Regions from separate parts of the Homo sapiens genome. Here region 1 is linked to region 2. Evidence: chromatin loops called from intact Hi-C (ENCODE). Cell type or tissue: left ventricle myocardium inferior. All regions are shown on one strand. Links, peaks and the distances in the headings refer to the core of each region. The heading gives the core; the rest is flanking DNA.

The links. Hi-C counts contacts between places; a loop is a spot of excess contacts. Peaks named below come from ENCODE experiments on the same cell type or tissue, not always from the same donor. Only the 100,000 strongest peaks of a DNase experiment are listed, where the experiment ranks them.
Region 1: it touches region 2 in a loop (2.6-fold over the local background); 2 of 110 quality-filtered maps call a loop at or near these places.

What each region holds. Positions count from the first base shown.
Region 1 is chr1:38,359,934-38,368,141 of GRCh38, reverse strand. The region is part of intron 2 of LOC105378657 (a long non-coding RNA gene); the gene reads left to right. Among named protein-coding and RNA genes, the nearest start is that of LINC01685, 110 kb to the left of the region's middle. RefSeq lists an enhancer at 5,853-6,371. In left ventricle myocardium inferior, for the core only: no CTCF peak of the experiment used is centred there; no DNase peak of the experiment used is centred there; H3K27me3 peaks cover 2,079 bases.
Region 2 is chr1:38,441,385-38,449,592 of GRCh38, reverse strand. All of the region lies in intron 2 of LOC105378657 (a long non-coding RNA gene), which reads left to right. It overlaps LOC107984943 (a long non-coding RNA gene), which reads left to right and starts at 6,654. Exons shown (of 3, transcript XR_001737993.2): 1 at 6,654-6,891. In left ventricle myocardium inferior, for the core only: no CTCF peak of the experiment used is centred there; no DNase peak of the experiment used is centred there; H3K27me3 peaks cover 4,726 bases.

The DNA.
Region 1 (8,208 bases), core at 999-5,998, 81 kb after region 2:
AAAGGCAAAGAAGAGAGAGAATTAACAAAATTTCGTTCTTTGAAAAGATTGAAAAACCCCTGGCAAGACTGATGAGAGAGAGAGAGAGAGAACACACGCTATTAAGGATAAAAGAGAAATCACAGATGTTACAGATATTGAAATAAAAATAAGGCAATATTTTGCCAATAAATTTGACAACTCAGATGAAATTGACAAATTCCTTAAAAACACACACATGCAAACACAACTTTCCAAAACTGACACAAGAAGAAATAGAATATTGGATTAAGCCTGGGTTATATACAATATTGGATTAGAATACTGGATTACAAATTTGAATTTGTAATAAAAAACTTTTCCGTAAAAAATATTTCACTGGTAAGTTCTATTAAACTTACAGATAAATAACCTCAATCTCACACAAATTCTTTCAGAAAATAGTGAGAGATAAAACAACCCCCAACTAATTTTTATAAAGCCAGCAAAACTCAATACCAAAACCAGACAATTAAAAAGAGTCGTATACTAATATTTTTCCTAGATATGGGTTCAAAAATCCTTAATGAAATATTATAAATCGAATCTGGAAATATGTAAAAAGATACTGCATCATAACCAAGTGAGTTTTATCCCAGGAATGCAAGGTTGATTTAACATTTGAAAATCAATGTAATTTACCACATTGCGAAAATAAGGGAGAAAAATCATTTGAGAAACTCAGCATACATTCAGCTCACAGAAAACTTCCTCAGACTGATGAAGAGCAGACTGGTACATAAGAGCCGACTGGTCCTGTTGGTGCATAAACAACACCAACAGTAATGACAACAGCAACTACTCCAACCTACAGTGAACATCCTATTTAGTAGGTGAAATACTGAACACTTTCCACTTCATGCTGAGAACAAGGCGAAGATGTTTGCTCTCACCACTTCTATGCAACATTGCACTGGAAATTGTAGCCAGTACGATAAGGAAGAAAAAGAAATAAATATTGGAAAAGAATTAAAGCTGCCTTTATTCAGCAATGATATGACTATTTATGTAGAAACGTTTTAAGAAATAAAATCTTAAGACTATGCAAACTAATGCATTAATTTAGCAAGATCACTAGTATGTGAGGTCCATATACACAAAGCAATTTTATTTGTATCTACTTGTGATAAACAATTAGAAAATTTCATTCATAATAGCATAAAAGTATAAAATATTCAGGAATAAATTTAATGTAATATGTACAAGACCTTTACATTTAAAAATCACAAAATATTAAAGAAATTAAAGAAGACCTAAATAAATGAAAAAATGTACCATGTTTATGGATTAGAAGTCTCAATGTTACAATGTTACAATATCCATTTTCCCCCAAATATCTATAGATACTATGCAATCCCAATAATAAGTTCAATAGGCTGATTTTTAAAATGAAATTGACAAGTTGTTTCTACTATATATGTATGATATTGCAAAGGATTTAGAATAGCCCAAATAATATCAAAATAAAGAACATAGTTGGAGGTTATTACCTTATTTTAAGACATAAAAAGCTTGAAAAACTAGAGTAATCAAGATAGTGTAGGGTGGTGATAAGGATAGACAATTAGGTCAATGGAAGAGAATAGAGTCGAAAGATATACCTATACATATACAGTTATTTGAATTTTACCAAAAGCACCAAGGCAATTCAATATGGAAATGAAAGTCTTCTCAACAAATGGTGCTAGAATAAACGTGATAAAAGATGAACTTCAACTCCTACCTAACACCATGCACAAAAATTAATTTGAATGAATAATAGATCTAAATGTAATAGCTAAAATTATAAAGCATCTAGAAGAAAACAGGAGAGAATCTTTGTAACACTGGAGTAAGCAAATATTTTTTAGCATATAAAAAACACAAATCATTTTACTTGTCAACTATACCTCAACAAAGCAGGAGAGGGGAAAGCACTAATCATAAAAGCTAACAAATTAGACTTCATCAGTGGAATGGAAGAGAAGTGAACAACGTTAAGAGATATCAAGGAGGTAACATAGACAGGGCCTGGTGATTGGAGGAAGAAGTATGTTTTGGATTACTCTCATAGTTTTGGCCTCATTCACTGAGAAGGAGCACCCAAAGCAGTACCCAGTTAGTAAGGTAAGATCACAACACACAAAAATAAACTTTTTAGGATGAAACTATGACCATGTTTCTCCCCCGCTTACTCTTCTTTAGTGAGTCTCCCTGCCTACAAAATATGGTCCAAGCCTCTTAGACACACAATGCCCTATATGATCTGGACCATGCTGAGTTCTCCTACCTCAGGCCCACTACTCTCCTTCCCTTCCTCCTTTGAATCCTGTGCTATGTTTGTTTATTTCCAGAGGTATTGTGTCTTTTCATGTCCCTATGCATTTGCATTAGCTGAACCCTCTGCTTGGACAATCTCTCAACTTGAGCGATATATCAGTCTTTTTCTCAGGAATCCCAGACCATTCAATCTAAGCCTCTAATATAGGAATCTTTGCTGCAATTTTTCCTTTACTCATCTGTCTTTCTCAGTAGATTGTGAATGCCTTGAGGATAAGGTTATTTCTTACTTAACTCTGGTATTCCTTATACCTAGTGTCAAAAATGTTGAAAGAATGGATGGATGGTGAAGGGTCAAGATTTCTGCCTTTGCACTCACCACTCATTCTGCAAGATCTTATTAAGGTCTAAATAGCTTCTCTGCAGAAGAGGAGAAATGCTAAATCCCTTGGGAGGTGACAGATGACATAATAAGTGGCATTTGATCAGAAAGATGTTATGGGAGTGATTTCACCTCATTCTCTGGGACTCTATAAAACGAAAACAGTCACAGCTGCCCCCAAGAAAGCAAGAATACCATGCAATGTGCTTGTGGGAAGAAGGAAACCCCCAAACACTTCATAACAATATCACTAATAAGGTGATCTTTGAAACCAAGTCAATGAAGTCAGCCTTGTTAGAGTATTGGACACAAGGAGGGCATTAGCGAGAATATTTTTTTTCCTGAAAATCTTTGAGAGTGGAAGAAATATGATCTTATTCAGTGGTCCCCCTTTTCCTCCAAAATGCAAGTTACCTTTCTCTTTATCTTCAATGCTTCTCCCTTGGTTCAAGCTTTTACTATCTCTTGCCTGAACTATTTATTGCAATGGCCTGCCAGGTCTCCCTGCCTCTAACCCATCCTAGGCTCTGGGGCACCAAAGTAATCTTTCTTTAATACAGATCTAACCATGTCACCCCATCCTGAAACTCCATCCCTCTTATATCTTGTGGGAGAAAGCCCATGCTTATTTACATGATTCGTAAGGCCGCTCATGTTGAAGGCCCTATCTCTCTTTGCAGCCTAACTTTCTATATTGCTATCAACAGCCACAGTTTCTGATGAGAGATGTGTTAGATAAGCAAAAAGATTGAAGACCATCCTAGCTACTCTGCTTTTCTTGCCATTCTTTGTAGATGCTTGTAGGGAAAGAAAGGCAGTGATTTTTTTGCCTTCTTATCATAAAGAATCATGACTGACACCCCTGTAACAAAAGGCAGGTTAATAAGAGAAAGTATAACAAATGTATTACATGCATACATAGGCACAAAAGTCATATGCACAAATATGAAAACTCTAGAAAAGGGCCAGATGGTTGATGTGTATATACCCTCTTCATTGAGGGGATGGAAATGGAAGGATGTTGTAAAGGAATGAAACTGAAAACCAGACAATGGTTTGTAAATGATTCTCTTTGGATGCTGAATGAGACTAAAGGACAAATAATAGCTTGTGGACTAGTTACAGAAAGGTGAGGGGAAGAGCTGCATTGTGAACAAAGGTTGTCTTATTATGCAGATACAGTCTCCCAGGTAATCTCTCAGCATGGCCCTCAGAAAAATAGATGAAAAGTCTGTCTGAGCATGGTGACAACTCCCAGTCTCTTCTCTTCTCTGGTGGTTAACCTTTCCTGGTTATTTAATGAGAGCCCTAAGAAGAGAGTTTTAAGACAATTACATTTATTTTGGAAGAAGTTTTCTTAGTCAGATAAGGGAACTTCCAGAGAAAGCCCTCTCCTAGTTCTTTGAGGAAAAAAAGAGAATCAGAGAGACAGGGAGGCAGCAGAAGGTCAAAGAGAAACCCTGAGGCTGCTTCTTCCTTTTAGCATGTCAACACACCACATCTGGGGACATTTTCTGAGCCCAAATGTTGTATTCATTTTTTATTGCTAAGTAACAAATGGCCACAAATTTAGCAACTTCAAACAACATACAGCTGGGCACAGTGGCTCACATCTGTAATCCCAGCACTTTGGGAGGCCGAGGTAGGAGGATTGCTTGAGCCCAGAAGTTCGAGATCAGCCTGGGTAACATAGTGAGACCCTGTCCCTACAAAAACAGAAAACAAACAAGAAAAGCATAGTTTATTATCTCAGTTTCTGTAGGTCAAGAGTCCAGGCCTGGCTTAGCTGGGTTCTCTGCCTCAAGGTCTCAACAGGCTGCAACCAAGGTGTTGGCTGTGCTGCATTCTCATCTTGAGGTTGGAGTAGGGAAGGGTCCTCTCTAAGGCTCACCCAGTCTGTTGGCAGACATCAGTTCCTTGAAGCTGAAGGGCTGAGGCTCTCAACTCCTACAAACCACCTACAGTTCTTTGCCACGTGGGTCTCTTTACAGACAGTGCACAACACAGATGCTTGCCTTTTCAAAGCCAGTGGGAGAGAGCGAGAGCAAGACTGCTAGCAAGATGGAGTCTTTGGAAAGTAATGTCATCACAGAAGTGGCATATCATCTTTGCCATAATTTATTGGTCAGAAACAAGTCACAGGTCCCACTCACACTCAGGCATGAACACCAGAAGGCAGGGATCATAGGGATCATCTTAGGGTCTGTGTGCCAGATGCCAGACTTTCAAGCTTCTGAGTCTTTGCTCATGCTACTGTTCCCTTTCTCTCTTATGCTCTTCCTCTGCTCTCCCGCCTGCCAAGATCCTACTTACCCTTTGAGCAAAAGTTATTTCTCTGGTGGCTTCAATAGACTCACCTCTGCTTTCATTCAAGATAGTTTCTCATGATTCTGCTTCCAGAACACTTTGTTCATTAAGCTACACTAGCACTCAGCAGAAGATGTAGACCTCTGATGATGAGCTGCATTCAACAGGCTCTTAGCACCTTTTACACGCCATGGACTAGATTTATGATATGGTTTGGCTGTGTCCCCACCCAAATCTCATCTTGAATTGTAGCTTCCATAATCCCCATGTGTCATGAGAGGGACCCAGTGGAAGGTAATTAAATCATGGGAGCAGGTTTTTCCCGTGCTGTTTTGGTGATAGTGAATACATCTCATGAGATCTGATGGTTTTATTAAGAGCAGTTTCCCTGTACATGCTTTTCTGCCTGCCTCCATGTAAAATGTGCCTTTGCTCCTCCTTTACCTTCTGCCATGATTGTGAGGCTTCCCCAGCCATGTGGAGTTGTGAGTCAATTGAACCTCTTTCCTTTATAAATTATGCAGTCTCAGGTATGTCTTTATTAGCAGCAAGAGAATGAACTAATATAACATGGCACTGGGGACAAAAAATAGAGACCAGCCTGTGGCAAGAGTTCCCAAGCCAATCCATGGACTAGCCCCATCAGAATCACATGGGCAGCATGTAATAGATAATGATTCTCAGGCCCTAGTCCCTAAAGATCCTGATTCCATGAATCTGGAGTGAGGCTCAGGAATCTGTTCTTACAAAGCCTCCCAGGTGATTGTGGTCTCCAGTCAGGCTCAGAACCACTGGCATAAAGGAATGAGCATTGCACCTGAGTTGCTCAAGGCTGACTTCAGACCCACCTCTACAGAATGTTGTAGACTGGACAGATAAACTCTGAGAAGACAGATGGAAAAGCCTTGGCTCAAGTCTGGCTCTGCCACTTAACCTGTCTGACTTTTGAAAAGATACTGGTCCTCTCTCAGCCTCAGTTCCTTCATTGGTAAAATGGAGAAATCATGCAATCCACCTCTAAGGGTGCTGTGAGGCTGTGAGGATTAAGTGAGATAATGCTTGGGAGAGCACCTGGCATGCAGGAAGCCATCAGAAAGAGTTTTGTTATATTGATCCCTGAGTTCAGCTGCTCTGCCAATTAAGGCCACAATGCCATTGGAGCTAAAAACATTGGTCTTTGGACAGGGGCTCCCCTCTCCTCTCTGTAGATTCTATCCCTGTGTGGCTTACAGAAATGACTTAGACAGCATCCTCTTCCTGTGGTCCCTCTCCACCCAGACTGACTCCTCCTCAGCCTCAGCTGCTGTTAGCACTGCAGACAGGGGCCTGGCCCTGGAGGAAGCTTCCCACCCTTCACTGGGGCTGGCTTCCTCTTATGGGAAGAGAGCAGCCAGCGTAGCCCCAGGACAAGCTCAGCCCCTGCCACGGCTCTCAAAGCCCAGCTCCCTGGGGGCTCGAGGCGGGGGCACCATCCACTTTTTCCATGGCTGCCTCTGAGTACTTTGAATTTCATTAGGGCAATTATTTCAAATGGAATTAAAAGGGTTTAAAATTAGACCCTAAACTCTTAACAATTAGTGACGCAGCGACCTGCCATCCACAGAGCCACAATAGACCTATGTTGATTGGTACGTGAGCACAATGCCACTCTCCAGATTTGCATGCACTATTACAGTAAACGGCTTTTAATAAAATGAATATTCTTAATTACCACCGCATTAATAGGCTGTAAATTAGTCATCATTAAAGGCCCCACAGTCCCTCCCCACCTCTCTGAGAGTTGCCAGTGGACTTCACCAGCTCAGCTGCTTCTGCAAACTCCAAGTTTTCCTGTGGCCTCCTGGGAGGTGGTGAGTTGGGGGTTATGCCCCCATAATAGCCTCAGGCCAGAGATTTGAATGCTGGGACTGTCTCTGTGATCCTCTCCACTGCACCAGCTTGAGACTTCCTGTGTTCTCTAAAGGCTGGTCAGCCCATGTCAGCGCAGGTCCCTCAAACCACCTGGACTACATCATTTATTCATCCCATTACCCATTCACTTATTCAGCAGGCACTATGTCAGGCACAGCAGATACTCACTGAGAAGTGATCCAGCATCTGCTTGAACCTCCAGTGTCTGCTTGCAGCCCCTGCTAACAGGTTTTCCAGAGAGGAGGCTGACACCTGCTGGAATCTGACAGGCACTGGGCTCCAGTCATCCACATGCCCAAAGAAGGGCAAGTTCTGGCAGAGGAGAACCCTGGGAAAGGTCCATGTTGGGCAAGAGCACTGGACTCACAGTTCTGAAATCCATTCCCAAGTCATTGTGAGAGCTTGAGCAGGTCACCTGCACCCCTGGGCCTCAGTTTCCCCATCTGTATGGTGGAGGCATTGGTCTAGGCCTACAGACAGCACACTTTTTCTGAAGGGCCAGATCATAACTATTTTAGGCTTTGTTAGTCAAACGGTCTCTGTCAAAACTATACAACTTGGCAAGACAGGCAGGAACCAGATTTGGCCCATGGGACTGTAGTTAGCTAACCCCTGGGTTAGGGGAATCATAAAAGCCCAGGCAACTCTGATGTTCTAGGAATCTATAAAAAGGCTATTCTTCCACAGGAGGTGTAGGGAAGACTTCAGAGGCAAACTTTCACAAGGGACATTTAGACTGAATTAAAGGGGATGTGCTTTTCTTTCCTGTTCTGTATCACACCCATCAACACACATATGTGCATGCACGCACACACAGACACACACAATAGCAGGATAAATGACCTCCAAAAATATCAGAGCCTCATCCTTGAACTGTGAATGCCACCGATATGATAAACCTGTGTGTTTTTGCAGATGTGATTAAGTGAAGGATCTTGAGATGAAGCAATTATAATAGATTATCCAGATGGGCTCTAAATGCTGTCACAAATATCCTTTTGGGAAAGAGGCAGAGGAAAAGTAGACACAGAAGAAGGGAAGGTGATAGTAAGATGGAAGCAGAAGTGCGATAAGGCCACAAGCTCAAGGAAGGCAGGCAGCCACAAGCGCCTGGAAGAGAACAGGAGTAGATTCTACCCTGGAGCCTCAGAAGGAAGCATGATCCTGCCTACACCTTGACTTCAGCCCAGTGAAACTGATTTCGGACTTCTTGCTTCCAGAATTGTGAGATCCTACACTTTCGTTGTTTCAAGCCAAGTTTGTGGTAGTTTGTTACAGCAGCCATAGCAAACTAATACACACACCTTTTCCCCTATAGGAACCACTGACGT
Region 2 (8,208 bases), core at 1,785-6,784:
CCTTTGTCTTTTTCGATAATGCTAATTTGGTTACTCTTAGTAACAGCTATTCCCCATTACTATTACTCATTCTGGGCTCTGAATCATTCTGATGGATACAACTTGACATCAACCAATTTGCCTAATTCATCACCTTTGCATTTCTTTAATACTAAAGACAAAGTAGGAAGGTTTTCCAACTGGCTTTGTGATTTTCTTTTCTCCTATCCTCCAGCATCAATGGGGGATGCAGAAAAGACTCCCTCTGAAGGGCTGCTGGGTGGAGAATTCAGCTGGCCAGGAATTCTGAAGTTAAAACCCACTCACTACGTGGTCTTTAGTAAGTTCAGGATGACCATGGCTTTGCTCGTCCTTGTCTCCATAGCCCCCAGGGCTGGTCGTTGGACAATCATTCATTTTCTATCTGGGATTAAGCCCAGCCCAGCCGGGACTGAGAGTGTTCCCCACCCAGCTTCCCTGCACTTGTGTACGCTCAGCCATGGCCTAAAATGCGGAGTTCTCATTTCGAGGCTCAGGACTGATTTCTCCCGCCCTCAATGTGGGGAGGTCCTGAGTCCACTCATTCTTTCAAGTCCTGCCCAGCCACCTTCTCCATGGAGAAGGAATCTCCTGCTCGGAATTTCTACATCCCTTCTCCTGTTCCTTTATGATGAGCCGTAATCCTTTCACATTACAAAATCAAAATGCAGAAGCATGTAAGGTAAAGGGTGATGTTTTCCCCATTCTTCTTCTCCAGTGTCCTCCTCTCCCCAGCACCTCCTTGTGTAAGCAATGTTTTGTTTTGTTTGCATCTTCCAATGTCTTTCTTTGTGTTCACACTAACATATTCATTTATATATTCATACATAAAGGGGTTTTCTACTAATATTTAAATGTGCTCTCATTGCACATACACAATTACCTTTCTTAACTTAATAATATATTATGGGCATTCCTCCATGCCAATTCACATATATCTTTCGTTTAAATGGCTTCATAATGTTCTATACATTTATTCAAATCTTTCCCTGTTGTCTTCCGGTCCGTAATCTTCATACACACATCTTTTTATAGTGATGTTTTAGTTTCTGTAGGAAAGAGTCACAAATGTGTGATTTCTGGGCCAAAGGATATAATATGCTTAATTCTTATAGTTACTAGCAGATTACTTTCCAGATAGGATGTGGGGATATAGCTCATCAGTGAAGTATAGGAATGCCTGTTTCCTCACACCTTCACCAGCTTTTAGATGCTAAATATAAATATTTTGCATTTTTTTTTACTATCTGCTGGGTGACAAATGGCATTTTAGTGTTTTAATTTCCATTTTCTTAAATACAGGTGAATTTGAACATCTTTTTATATTTCTTGGCCATTTGCATTTTTCTGTAAATTCCTTGTCAAATCTTTTGCCCATTTTTAATTGCATCCTTTAAATATTACAGTCTCAGGCCGGGCGCAGTGGCTCACGCCTGTAATCCCAGCACTTTGGGAGACCAAAGCGGGGGGATCACTGGAGGTCAGGAGTTCGAGACCAGCCTGGCCAACATGGTGAAACGCTGTCTCTACCAAAAATACAAAAATTAGCTGGGCATGGTGGCACATGCCTGTAGTCCCAGCTACTTGGGAGGCTGAAACAGGAGAATTGCTTGAAACTAGGAGGTGGAGGTTGCAGTGAGCTGAGATCACACCACTGCATTCCATCCTGGGCAACAGAGCAAGACTCTGTCTCAAAATAAACAAATAAATAAATAAAATAAAAAATAAAAAAATAAGTACGATGGTCTCCTTGTACTTGTCCAACATAACTTCTGTCCATAATAACAGCTAATATTGGTATCGCATATAAAGCATTTTTCACATACATTAGCTCATTAAGTCACTACTATGATTTTACAAGGAACATATTATTTTTAGTTTTAGGAAACTGAAGCCCAAAGGCTTGCTCAGGCTACGTAGTCTACTGCTGCTGAGCTGAGGCTCCAGCTGCCTTCCACAGCCCCATGGGAAGGATCCATGGGTGACTTTTCTCTCCCATTTGGTGCCTTGCACAGACCTTACACCAGGGAATGGACGTAAAATGAGTAGAATGACATATGATGGATGGATTAATGAATCAGAAGATGGAGAGAATGATGGATAGATTAAAAGATGGCAGTTTGGAACAACTTCCCAATATATACCCCTCCCCAACAATATGTGTCTTCTGGATTTCTGCTCAAAATGCCCTTCTCATTCTTCATTATCATTGCCAAGCAGTCTTTTCATAGGCATCTGACCTTGCTATAGTCCTTGACTTCTCGTGTATGAGGAGGGTCTGTCTCAAGCATGGAAAACAGCCCTTTGCCTCAGGTAGGTAACGTGAAGAGTGACACAGAGTGGAAGAGCATAACACAGCAGTTCTCAGCTAGAGGTGATTTTGGTCCCCCTTCCCCAGGGGACATTTGACAATGTCTGGAGACATTTTTGATGTCACAACTTGGGGAGGAGGTGCTACTGGCATCTGGTAGGCAGAGGCCAAGGATGCTGCTAGACATCCTACAAGGCACAGGGCAGTGCCCACAACAAAGAATTCCTTGGCCCCAAATGCCAAGAGTACTGCTGTTGAGAAGCCCTGGCTTAAAGCGGCAGCAAGCCCCTTAGTGACAGCGTGATAAGAAGGAAGGATGTAGGATTTGTAAACTCAAGGGACTTGCCTCTGAGCATTAAGGGGCCTGTATGATTTTGAGCACTGATCCTTTCTCAGCCTCAGTTTTCTCAAGTGAAAATGTGGATAATCTCATCTTCCATGAGAGACTATTGTAAATATTAAGCAGAAGGATGTATGTGAAAGGCTGCTAGGTACATGTGGGAGATATTGATTGTCATCAGGAAGCATTTGAGAAAGGTATCTTATTTATCTGGGCGTGAATTTGGGGGAGCTCAGCCTGTACTCTCTTGGTTTCTCGACTGACTGTGTGTGGGTTCTTTGGATGTGAAAATGCAGGTGTTTGTGGCTTGGAGTCTGAAAAACTAGCTGAATGCTAATCTCCCAGCGTCCTTGTTTGCTCCTCTGGAAACTTTGCTGGGGGACAGCTAATCGATGGGGGGAAATGATGACTCCTGCATTGTGCACATACTAACTGGCAGCCCTGGAGCCCAGACCCGGGACTTGGGAACATGCTTTTGCTTTTGAAGGAAGGCTGGGCAGGGAACTGTAATGGAATTTCTAATTCTGGATCTGGTTAGTTGAGAGCAAGATCAGATCTACTTGATGTAGCAGACCAAGGTAGCAGATGGAAGAAGGGGAGCCAAATGGCCAAATTAGGGGATGAAAAATCAAAGAAAATGAAAAGGAACGAGAAAAGACAGCGGGAGGAGGTCCTGAGGAATTGGGCAGCCTGAGAGCCAAAGCCCAGAAAGGCGTTTTACACTCTTGGTCTATGTCACTTTAATCCTAGCCATTTACTTAGGCAAGGACTTTTGGGCAAAGGATTTTTCTAATCAACCCCACCATATCACCCCAAGTCTAACCTCACCCTCCACTCTGCCCATACTTCCTGACCCACACTACAGCCTCTGCTGTGTCCCCACCCAGGCCCGGTTCCCTGTCCTCTCTTCTCCCTACTTGCCTGGACCCCTCAAGCCTTCCTTCAACCTCACTGGTTTGATTAGAATCCCATCCACCATCCTTGGCTCAGTCCACCCACCATGCTGAAGATGGAAGGGAAAAGAAGTGAGTAAGGGAGAGAGCAAAGGAGAGGAGTGGTCTCTTTTGAGCCAAGGGAATTAGATTCCCCAGCCTGCTTTCAGCTTATTCTGCCCCAAAGACCAGAAGGATAATCCTTTCCCTAATATTCTTGACATAAAACCAACTTATGTACAAATACACCTGTCCTGTTTTGAGTCATAACTAGTGGTTCATAAGCATCTTTTATAGCGTGTGGAATTCACAGCTTGGAGGTGATGCACATTCTGCCCAGGATTCAGGCCCTAAGCCGGGTCCTGTGTCTTCTCAGCACACGTACCCCAGATCCATTGGCCTTCTTGTCTTTCTGGAACTCTTGGGCTAGGGTTGCCCTCCTCTCAGTAAGAAGCTTCTGTGAGTGTGGAACAGAGCAGCAGATAAAGTCAAGGATGTCAGGAGAGCTTGTAAGGTGATTCAAACCCTAGTTCCAGGAAGAGAGAACCCAGGGAAATTCTTTTATCAGTGTTCTTCATTCAGCAGTGGCAGCAGTGTGGTGGAGGCGCACAGACTGCGTGTCTCCCTCTGTGGGGACCAGTCCCTTGAGGAGCTCAGACTGCCTCTAGCCTGGCCGGGTGGGGTGGGGACCGTGGGGGCTGGCGTGGCAGCTGTGGGCTGCACCAAGGCCTGTCAGGGAGGAATGATTAATGAACAGCCGCACCAGCTGAGGCTAACCTTTGGAGAGCTGAGCAGGGCATCTGCAGAACTGTCAGCGCTCTGACAAGGACAGAGCTGAACAACCAATTACGCCGCCATCACTAAGGTGGGCTGTCACTTTAATCCCAGCCATTCACTTAGGCAAGGACAGGGAAATTTCTCCTCTGCAGAGGCGTGTGCCTCGGCCACCTTAACCATTTCAAGACAGGGCAGGGACCCTGGTTGGGAGCTGCTCCAGCTGTGTCCTGACAAGTCTCCCCACTTCCAGGCTTTCCCCGCTTCCCAGTCTCTCTTTCATACCGGCCACGAGAGCAGAATTCCAGCCACATTTACGCCTGTGATTTCATTCTGCTGCCTCCCACAGCTTGCAGGACGAAGCTGGAATTCCTTGACCTGGCATTCAAAGCTTTTCATCCCATTTATTCACTCAATTGTTTACCTGATGAACAATTACCTATTGCACATTTGGTATGTAGTAGGCATTCTGCTAACTACGGAGCAGAGTAATTAAATGTAAGAGAGTTCTCACCCTTTAGAAGCTTGTGATCTCAGAGCAGAGGCAGATAAGTCCCTGAGTGGAATATAAGATCTCTTACAGAAGTAGTAATAGAAAGCTGTGGGAAGCCACAAGAGAAACACAGAAACCAGATGTGTGGGGTAGTGGAGAGCCAAGGGGCAGGGATAATCTTGGGCTTTGTCTAAAGTGCTAAGCAGCCGTTAGTCAGGCAGAGAGGTGGGGAAAGGGAAAAGCAAGTACAAAGGCGCAAAGTCGAAACTACTCATGAATTGTAGCAATGCCAAGTGATTCCATGTGTCTGGCATTCCAAGTACGGATGCTCCTGGATTCCTGGGGCTACATCTAATAAACCCATCTTTACTTGAAACTATTGTAAGTCAAAAATGCATTTAATACACTAACCTACTGCACATCATAGCTTAACCTAGTCTACCTGAAATGTGCTCAGAACACTGACATTAGCCTACAGTTGGGCAAAATCATCTGGCAACACAGTACATCGTAGAACATCTGTTGTAACCTTGCAATGATGTGACTGGACTGGGAGCTTCAGCTCACTGCCATTGCCCAGCATCGAGCAAGAGTATGGTACCACATATTGCTAGCCCAGGGAAAGATCAAAATTCAAATTTGATTCAAAGTATGGTTTCTACCAAATGCGTTTCACTATCACATCATCATGAAGTCAAAAAATTGTAAGTTGAACCACCATGAGTCAGTGTCCATCGGTATATGAGAAGTAGTTAATAAGTCTGGAAAAGTAGGGAATCAGGTGGTGAAAAGATTTGAACCCCAGATAAAATGATTTGGATTTTATCCTACTTTTTAGAAAGGAATATATTTGAGAACTGCCTTCTACCTACTTTTTTGACATCCTCTCTATCTCTTACCACATATCCTGGATTCCAGCTGCTCTGGACATTTTGTTATTCCCGGACCTTACCATATTTTCATACCTCCATGGTTTTGCTCTTGCTGTTCTCTCAATCTGGAATGTCCTCCCCCCATTCCTTGCTATAAAGCTAGTAATTATGTTTTACTGCTAATAACAAGGGCTGAAATCAGAGCAGCTTAAGAAAGATGGAGGCTTGGCTGGGCGTGGTGGCTCACGCTTGTAATCCCAGTGCTTTTGGAGGCTGAGGCAGGTGGATCACAAGGTCAGGAGTTCAAGACCAGCCTGGCCAAGATGGTGAAACCCTGTCTCTACTAAAAATACAAAAATCAGCCAGGCGTGATGGTGGGTACCTGTAATCCCAGCTACTCGGGAGGCTGATGCAGAGAATTGCTTGAACCCAGGAGGTGGAGGTTGCAGTGAGCCAAGATCGCATCACTGCACTCCAGCCTGGGCAACAGAGCAAGACTCTGTCAAAAAAAAAATAAAAGAAAAAGAAATACGGAGGCTTATTTTTCTTTCATGTAACATGAAATTTAGCAATAAGTAAAGTAGTAGCATGACAGGGTCATCAGGGACCCAGGCGTCTTCCATCTTTCCATTCCACCCCCCTTATTGTGGCTTTCATCCTCAAAGTCAACTCACTCATGGTCACAGGATGGTTGCCAGAGCTGCAGCCATTATGCCCCCATTCCAGGAAGGAAAAAAGAGGAAGGGGAAAAAGATAAAAAGAATGTACTTTTCAATTAAGTTGGTGGTTGGTGGCTTCGAAGAGCTTTTCTACAAGCCTTGCCTAAAACCTTTGCTTTTATTGTATTGGCCACCCTATCCACAAAGGAAAGTGAGAAATGTGGTTGTTTTGTTTTTGTTTTTGTTTTTCGTAGTGCTTATTCTATCCCAAGGAAATCAGGGCTCTGTTAATAAGGAAGAAGAGAATGAGAAGACAACTAACAATCTTTGCTACAATTGCTAAGCAAAAGGCACTTGAACACCTTCCACAGAAGAGGCAGACATGAAAGAAATGAAAGGTTCAAAAATGGAAAAATCACGGCATAAAAGGTTGAGAGGAGAACAATGCAACTGAACAATGAAGATAAATATAAATAATTCTTAAATGTCTAGGTATTATCCAAATTTCTAACATTTATTTTGGAGAAAATTTTACATGATGTAAAATAAGGATAGTATAATAAAATAATCTTTCTGAAACCTTAGTTTCTTTAAAACAACCATGAAGAATGAAGTTGGAAAAAGAAAGTAAAAGTGTGCCTAACTACTCATCTAATATAAAATGATCTCAAAAGATTCCAATCCATACTCAATTCTGATAATTAGAGGAATGTAAATTGAAAACTATTTTTGAAAACTGTTGAGGTTGCTAATAGTGGAATTAGAGCCACCATTTATCTTCTAATACATTAAAGAAGATAAATTCAAAGAAAATAGAAACCATTTACCAATAGTTAAAAAAAAAAACAGCACAGCTAATGACAAGATGACAGGAGGGAAAAAACAAAATAACTAGTTATTACAATGTGTATAAATGTACTAAATTCCTCTATTAAAACATAAAGACTCTCAGACTGGATTTAAAATGATATTCAACTATATTCTATTTACAAGATAATCAACTAAAACAAAGTTGGGAAAAAAGAATAAGAAGCAAAGGGATAGGCAAAAGTGCATGAGGCAAATTAATGCAAACAGAAAGGAAATCAAGGCCCACAGTGTCAATCAGGCAAATATAATTTGGGACAATAAAGAATTAAACAAGAAAATAGAGTCTTGTTTCATGGAGAAGGAATCCCAGGTTTAGGCTGGGTGTTTCTGTTCAGATTCCAGATCTATGTGAACAGAGGCTAAAGGGTCTCTTAGGAGATAATTCAAGCTGTGTCCATTGCAGGGGTTGGGATATGGCTGGACATGTCTTGTGAGACGGTAAGCTTTCTCTTGCTAAAAGCCTTTTTGCCTGAGACCTTAGAAGGCTCATCAGTAAGGATAAAGATACCAAGTGCAATGAATGTGACCTGGAGAGAAAATTGTAGTCACCAGAGGAAAATACCATTCTTAGGACAATGTGTTATCTATCATTGGAATTTGCCTTTTGGCCCATTCTCTGTAATTTTTCAAATACAAGCCTTCTGGAGAGCATGCAAATTATAATTTAAAACTTAAAGGGCTATTTTCCTAAAAGGGTGGCAAAAAAGTAAGAAACCAGTGGTATGTCCTTGGGATCCTTGTATAATGCAAAAGGTAAAGGGAGTTATTTATTCACTTCTGCTTTAGTGCGTTTGGCACCATGCAATTCGATTGGTATAAATATTACTATGGCAGCAGTATGGAGTGAGTGAGTCTGGAGTTAGAACAGGCATTTAGAAAGCTGTTACAATAGTCTAGAAGAGAAGTGCAAGAAACAGGAGTCCTTAACAAATAAATCCA